2 separate regions of the Homo sapiens genome follow, and region 1 is linked to region 2. The links are chromatin contacts, found by Hi-C or POLR2A ChIA-PET in ENCODE. All regions are on one chromosome and are shown on one strand. The core of a region is the stretch at or near the end of the contact, and the rest is flanking DNA. Distances in the headings are between cores, read along the strand shown.

Region 1 (3,970 bases), core at 865-3,364, 3.9 Mb after region 2:
CACATAAACTAGATGAAGCTTAGGCCTGAAGCCTAGAACATAATGACACTTTGGTTCTCAAAGTGTGGTCCCCAGACAAGCAGCATTAGCATCACCTGGGAACTTGTTAGAAACACAGATTCCTAGGCCCCACTCCAGCCCTGCTGAATCAGAAATGTGGAGGTGGGGCCCAGAAATCTGTTATCATAAGCTCTCCAGGTGCATACTAAAGTTTGAAAATGACTGCCCAGTGGGAGTACAATGTTTGTAGCACCTGTTGAACTCATCACTGGGGACGTGAAGGACTAATAGACACTTGCTAATGTGAACGTACAGTATGTGTGCTCAGGTGTGAGCATGTATATGATAATAAAAAGCACTGAGGGATGGTATCATGTGTGCCAGACAGGTTTTAGCACTTTATAGATTTGACTAATCTATTTCTCAGAACAGTCATATGATTTCAGTATTATTATTGTCTCCATCTCACAGATGAGGAAATTGCAGAACTGAGAGGTTCCCTAACTGTCTAAGGGTCAGGCCACTTACCACTGCTGGCAAGTGGTAGAGGCAGGATTTGCGATGTGGTTCCAGAGCCTACTCCTTAACTACCATGCAATTCCGCTTGTTCATCTTTGGGTGGTTACCCACCGGGCCTTAAGGTAGTCTTTTCATTTTTTCTTGAATGGAGACAGTCTGTCAGAGTTCGCAGGAAGTGTGGTGTGCTGGTGACAGTTCACATTCCAAGTTAAGCCCCCTTACCACGAGCTTCATTCGTTGGTGGTTTACGTGTGGGGGGTGCTGGTGACAGTGTTGGTCAATACTAGAGGGGCATGGCTAGGCAGCAGCTGCCCAGTCATTTAAAACTGAACAATAAATAGAACGGGGTTGTTAGGGGCGGAACGAAGGGGCCTAGTGGGAAGTGGTTTCTCAGAGGGAGATAGTTCAGTCGCACTAGAAGAATATTTTCTTCAGTTAACCTATGTGTAATTTTCAGGCTTATGAGAAGAAAGGCCCTGTTCTCATCACCCTCCCTTTTGATTCTTCTTTGGTCTTTTTCCATCATCCATCTGCCTGCCCTGAGATGCTCATCTGAGGCCTGATTCCATCAGGTGGTCTGAAGAAGGTTTCTATGAAGTCTTTATGAGCTGGACTTCAGTTTTGTTTTGTTTGTTTGTTTGTCTGAGACAGAGCTTTGCTCTGTTGCCCAGGCTGGAGTGCAGTGGCACGATCTTGGCTCACTGCAACTTCCGTCTCCCGGGTTTAAGCGATTCTCCTGCCTCACTCAGCCTCCCGAGTGGCTGGGATTATAGGCCTGTGCCACCACACCCAGCTAATTTTCATATTTTTGGTAGAGACAGGGTTTCACCCTGTTGGCCTGGCTAGTCTCGAACTCCTGACCTCAGGTGATTGGCCTGCCTCAGCCTCCCAAGGTGCTGGGATTACAGGCGTGAGCCACAGCATCCGGCCAGGACTTAAGTTTTAATAGAGAAAATGTGTTTTCCCTTCCAAGAAACCTGATAAAATAGTTTCCTCCCCTTGCACTTGGGAAATCCAGATAGAGTTAGATGTGATTTAATCTTTTGAATTTTGAACTGATTGAAAAGGATTTTCCAAGTGACATTAAGAACTTGCATCCTTTTAAATTTTTTAATTATTAACTGCATTTTCTTTCTTCCAGGTGGGTCTATTATTTGTTGTTGTTTAGGTGTCCTTTGCTGGCCCATGTATTCCCTTGGCTTCTTTGTCTTTTGTGTTCAGCAGACTAGAACTGAGACAGCTCCTTGGCAGCTCTGTCCTGGACAGTACCGGCTTTAACTCTAGGTAGAAGATAAAGATAGCATCACCCCTTTCGGGTTTCATGTTGGCTGGGAACAGCTGCTAAGCTTTGTATAACTCACAAAGTAACATTTCATTCCAGATTTGCTGAAATTTTTAGTTTTCTGCAAGCCAGGGCTTAACCACGGGGTTTTTTCTCATTCACACTTAAGAGTCTAGACTTTTCGTTTGAGAAGCAGTTGCTTGTCTTGGAGTTTAGTAATTGAAGGGAACAGAGGTGGGAGAGGGAGGAAATTATTTGCATAAGTTGTTTTAAAGCTCCGTCCACTTCCTTTCCCTTCATCACTTTAAATGGTTTAATTTGCTTAGGTACTTCAGCAGAGGTGTAGATAATTGAGGTAAATCTCGAGTCAAATCTAAACAAAAGAAAGAACTGACCTAAAAAAGAGCAACTGAACTCACACTAATTGAATCACAGATTTGCTCAGACCAATCTAACCTGTGAGGAAGGCCAGGGAACACTGTGCCCTTGATGTGCTTTTTGCCTCTTAAGAGGGAACACCAGCCAGTCCCTTGTGGCTCTCCCAGCCACCTTCCGCACTGAGCCACATCTGGGTTAGAGCTGCAAAATTCACCCTGAAAAAAATGTGAAAGCCATTTTGGGTTGGACATTTGTAAAACAAATTTTTTCTCCTTTTGGAGACCTGGTGCCCTTGGTATTTGTATATAGAATCCACTTGTTTATTCTTGAGGAGAGCAGCTATGTGTGTGAATTGGGCATCCGTTGGAAGAAACATAACAGGCTTGCCTGTAACAGCTGGAATATAGTTGCAGCCCTTTGAAATAAGACAATCTTAGTTTTCCTTCCTTCTCCTTAGCCAGCCATCCAGCGTAGGAAACAGGATGCTGTGTACGTACCCTGAGTAGGAGGAGAGGGTTCCAGAGTGCCACTTGGCTGCTCCTGTGTACCCATTCTTGTTCAAGAGCACCTTGAGATCACATGGTCTTAAATGCCAAAGCTGACCAAGAGCTGCCCCTCTGTTCAGCTTCGTCGTCCCTGGCTGTTGGGGAGGACTTTGTCTGTCTGACTGCCGCTGGGCTGCCTTGCCCCAGCTCCCTGGGGTCCTTTGCTCCGTAATCCATCAGCTCTTCTTTTCTCTTCTTCTTACTCATAGTATAAGACCCGACTGCCCATTTTTTGGAGATGACTAATTAATTAGTAAAATATTTGGCTGGGCGCGGTGGCTCACGTCTGAAATCCCAGCACTTTGGGATGCAGAGGCAGGCAGATGGCTTGAGTTCAGGAAGTTGGAGACCAGCCTAGGCAACATGGTGAAACCCTGTCTCTACCAAAAATACAAAAACTTAGCCAGGTGTGGTGGGGCGTGCCTGTAGTCCCAGCCACTTAGGAGGCTGAGGCACAAGAATTGCTTGAACCCGGGAGGTGGAGGTTGTAGTGAGCCAAGATCGTGCAGCTGCACTCCAGCCTGGGCAACAGAGTAAGACTCCATCTCAAAAAAAAAAAAAATTGAGTGCCTACTGTGTGCACATGTACCCTGTGTGACCATGGGCCAGGCACAGTGGTTCATGCCTGTAATCCCAGCACTTTGAGAGGCTGAAGCAGGTGGATTGCTCGAGCCCAGGAGTTCGAGACCAGCCTGGGCAACATAGTGAGACTCCGTCTCTCCAAAAAAAAAATAAAGTTAGCATGGTGTGGTGGTGCGCACCTGTGGTCCCAGCATTTGAGAAGCTGAGGTCGGAGGGTTGCTTGATCCTGGAAAGTCAGGGCTGCAGTGAGCCATACTCCAACCTGGGTGACAGAGCAAGACTCTGTCTGTCTCTTTGGGAAAAAAAAAAAATCCAACTTACGAGTTCTCTTGTGCTCCCTCTCCACTGTTCCTCTTTGCTCTTTCATCCCTCCTGACTCCAGAAGAGGGCTCTACCACTCGCTGCTAATGCCTTCACATTTGTCTGGATTCCTGCCTCCTGGGGACCTCATCCTTGCCAGCCCCTGTTGCTGTGCCTGTGCCCTACCAGGGGTGTTTTCATGTTCTCATCAGTGACCCTGCTTAGCCCTGAATATCATCAGCCGGCTCATGCCTGACTTCTCTGTGGAGGGATTCATCCCACGTGCATTCTTCAGGGTATGAATCCCACAGGACCAAGACCTTCTGGATCCCTTTCCATTTCTTCACATTCAAGAATCTCTGCA
Region 2 (3,848 bases), core at 499-2,998:
ATTTCAAGAGAAGAACAAAAAAGTCAAATATTTTCTCAAACTCTTCTCTCATAAAAGAAAGAAGGTTTGGCTGGGCACAGTGGCTCATGCCTGTAATCCTAGCACTTTGGGAGGCCAAGATGGGTGGATCACCTGGGGTCAGGAGTTCAAGACCAGCCTGGCCAATGTGGTGAAATCCCATCTCTACTAAAAATGCAAAATTTAGCTGGGCGTGGTGGCACATGCTACTAGCTACTTGGGAGGCTGAGGCAGGAGAATCACTTGAACCCGGGAGGTGGAGGTTGCAGTGAGCTGAGATCACAACACTGCACTCCAGCCTGGGCGACAGAGCAAGACTCTGTGTCAAAGAAAAGAAAGATTTTTAGCAATTCAGTGACACGAAAGTGAAATGGTTGCAACAGCTGCCAAATTAGGGAAGATTAGCCCTTCCAAACATTAGGCGAAGCAAGATGGGACTCGTTTTAGAAGCTGCAAAGAGTTTGGATTCCCTTTTCATCTCATTATATCCACAGTTGAGAGAATTTCAGGGTGGGAGTGTATCTAAGGTTCCCCAGCACACTGCATTTCTAAGGGTACCGTGGTTCTCGGGAGACATCAGTGACCCTTCCTCCTGTCCTTCTCTTGCTTCCTTGGTATTCTCCTCACCCTTTCCTGATGGGCTGTTACTGATTCTGTCTCCATAGCTGAGCTGTAAAACATTGCATACCACGGATGACGCACATTTGCCCTGGATCCTTTTCCATCCCTCAGCAATCTGTGACCCAGCCCTTTGCCAGCTGCTTGGGAGCCAACACTAATGACTGGAAGCAGGTCGGGGCCATGAACCTCTGAGACGGGAAAACTTGCAGGCAAGAAGGAATTCCTACCAGGCAGCATAGCGCTTAGACCGAAATGCAGCTCCGCCAAAACTGGCTGATGGGGAAATGACTGAGACATTTCTCTATGTCTGAGAAACTTAAAGTTTTGTGGAGAAAGGAACTGACAGAATTTCTATGTAAAGTTGTCAGAACCAAGGGGGCTTAGGAAATCCACCTCGGTTCCGAGAAGACTCCCTGAACGGCGTGGTGGGGAGCTTTATCTTGAAAAGGATGAGTGATGGATGAGGTGGCAAGGGCAGGCTCGGAAGAGTGAGGTAGAGAGAGAGAGAGAGAGAGAGAGAGAGCAGGAGCCCAAGCTTGGGGGCTGGTCAGCAGGGAGCAGGGGAAGCTTTCAGGTACTGGGTAGGGCTAGAGGTAGGGTGACTGTCAATCAGGGTAGAAGTCTGCTTTCAGAGGGTATTCAGCATTGTATTAGGACACTTGCACTTTATACTTCAGGGAAATGAGAGTTTAAGAAGTGAAATAACAGGATCAGGTTTTCAATTCTGATAATCACCCTGGCTGCAGTACAAAGCATAGATTGGAATCTCTCTTCTTAGTGTAGTATCTGTCAATGGTGGGTGCTCAGTAAATATCTGTTGAACAAATGGTCAGTGAAGAAAGGAAAGGGAAAAAGATCCCTTTTAATAGGCTTAATGGGCCTGCAGCGAAAAGTGTCACCTATGAAACTCTCCAGACAGGTGGGGTGGGGGAATTTGACACAGATGCTGCTGCCCTGCTGCAGCTTTGTTTCATTCTGTTTTTAATTTACCGGGGCTGCAAGGGAAAGGGCGACTTCTGGGATCTCTGGAGCTAGGATGAGTCAAAGGCCTGCTGACGACATGCTAGAGCTCTGCTCCTCGCAGCACGATCAGGCAGCAGCGGCATCAGCTGGGAACTTGGTGGAAATGTAGAATCTCTGGCCCCGCCCTAGACCAACTAAGCCAGAATCTGCATTTAACTAGATCCCCAGGTGATGAGTAGGCACTTGAGGGTTAGAGGAGCCGGGTGTAGACTCAGAAGCTCCGCCCTGCAGATGAATCATCAGGAGAACCCGGAAGAAGTAGGAAGAGTGGGAGACCTGAGAAATCCGTATTTTCCCAGTCTCCTCTGCTTGAGACTGCAAGTGGGGCCACACTAATAGAAACCTATGGTTTTCTCCAAAAGCCCCAGCAATTTCATATGATTCAACCTAGTACTTTGGAGAGTCCCCAGAGTGTGACTCATGACTCCCCCTCACTCAGTTACCACATGGAATTCCCACTTTCCTGCTCTCTGACCTGGGCACCAGCCACGGCTCCCAAGGGTGCTTGCTTTACGGGGCACTCTGTCTAAGAGGTGAGAATTCTTCTGCACTGCCTTGAATGGCTTCAGCAATGACAACGATGATAACCAACAATGTCAAGAACTGCTATACACCAGGCACTGTTCTAGGTACTCTTTTGGATTTAACCTTATGAATCATAATGATCGTTACTATTTCACAGATGAAATTTCTATTTCACAGATAAAGAAACTAAAGCCCAGAGAGGTTAAGGAGCTTGCCAAGTCACAGGGCATGTGAGTGGAGTGACGCCTGCTTATCATTTGGGCCCCGGGGGCAGAGCTGCTTGATGCTCCAAGAATCACACAGAACCTTTAGCAAACGAGCTCTTTTTGTTTATTGCTGGGAGCATGAGCTATAAGCTAAAGAAACCACTCAGAGGAACTAGAGACTTATGAGTGGTTCTAAGATAAGTTAATGAGGTTAGGGCTGTGCTGCTGGGGGTGCATGTGTTCCCAGGAGCTGATGTGGCCCACTGAGTCCCTATAACCTCCAGCATAATCAGGCTCAGGCTGTAGCCCCTGCTGCTGGGGCAGACAGAGGAGTTCAGTGAAGGCTGGAACTGTCACAGGCAAGCAGCTCTGCCCGAGGAAACCTGAGCAGGATCAGGAGAAGCGGGATGAGGCCAGTGAGGAGCCCCAGACCAGGGCCACAGAGACCCCCAGGATCTACTGAAGGTGATGGAACACCCCAAAGACAATGCTGAATGTCTACATGAGGAAGTGTCTCCATCACCGGTGGCCCAGAGATAACTGAGGGAGCAATACAGGACCCGAAGGCCGAGGTCCATCCTTGGGCTATGTCCAGGAATGAGAGAAAGGAGGAGGCCCATGCCCAGAAGCGCCTTCACCCCAGGTCCGCTGTGGTCTCACGACTGAGACCCCCTGCTTGCACCCAACCCAGACAGTGCTGAGGAAGGGAAGAGGAAGCAGGAGGGGAAGCCTGTGACAGGACCAGCTGTGCCAGTCTGTAGGAGGCTGAGCTAGGATAAGAATCCTGTGGCTTGGAAGTCCTTTGCTTCCAGGATTTAGAATCTCTCAATTCTTCCAGGGCTGTTCTAACCTTACTTCTTTAAATTTATTAATTTTTTTTTTAAACAGGGTCTCACTTTTTCACCCAGGCTGAAGTGCAGTAGTACTATGCAATCTCAGCTCACTGCAACCTCCCTCTCCCAGGTTCAAGTGATTCTCGTGCCTCAGCCTCCCGAGTAGTTGGAACTACAGGCGTGCTCCACCAGGCCCGGCTAATTTTTGTATTTTTTGGTAGAGATGGGGTTTTGCCATGTTGGCCAGACTGGTCTTGAACTTCTGACCTCAAGTGATCTGCCCGCCTCAGCCTCCCAAAGTGCTGGGATTTCAGTGTGAGCCACTGGGCCCGGCCTCTAACCTCATCTTATGGGACTGTCTTACATCCTTACTTGGATGAAGAATGGAGGTGTCAGTGAACCCCTAGAGGCCAGAAGTAGGGCTGACCCTGCAGTGAGTTTCCTCAGGGCCTAGGCATGAGCCAAGGAAGCTGGCGTAGTGATGAGAGGGCACTCAGAGGGCAGGGCTGAGAGGCTGCTGGGAACCTGCTCATCCCTTCTCTCCTGGACTCTCCATCCTCCTCCTCCTGCTCCCTCAGTCACCACCCTCAGGCTGTGCTTCTCCTTAACAGGATCCTCCTCT

Evidence for each region. Hi-C counts contacts between places; a loop is a spot of excess contacts on that map. ChIA-PET counts read pairs that join two places held with the same protein, here RNA polymerase II (POLR2A). Pooled maps may share reads with other maps.
Region 1: a loop to region 2 is called in a pooled map, with 2.3 times the contacts of the local background. The contact joins two enhancer-like sites. A Hi-C loop is called at or near these places in 1 of 50 pooled maps. POLR2A ChIA-PET finds 5 or more read pairs at or near these places in 2 of 52 experiments (WTC11 and endothelial cell of umbilical vein).

The regions. Positions count from the first base shown.
Region 1 is chr6:7,154,162-7,158,131 of GRCh38, forward strand. The region is part of intron 1 of RREB1 (ras responsive element binding protein 1); the gene reads left to right. Among named protein-coding and RNA genes, the nearest start is that of RREB1, 48 kb to the left of the region's middle. RefSeq lists an enhancer at 2,286-2,952. Within about 2 kb of position 2,115, at least 7 of the 41 ENCODE cell types and tissues checked have a DNase peak (open chromatin) inside an H3K27ac peak, as active enhancers do.
Region 2 is chr6:3,207,548-3,211,395 of GRCh38, forward strand. No RefSeq gene overlaps it. Among named protein-coding and RNA genes, the nearest start is that of LINC02525, 14 kb to the left of the region's middle. RefSeq lists enhancers at 1,501-2,700, 1,648-1,942, 1,943-2,032. Within about 2 kb of position 1,749, at least 7 of the 41 ENCODE cell types and tissues checked have a DNase peak (open chromatin) inside an H3K27ac peak, as active enhancers do.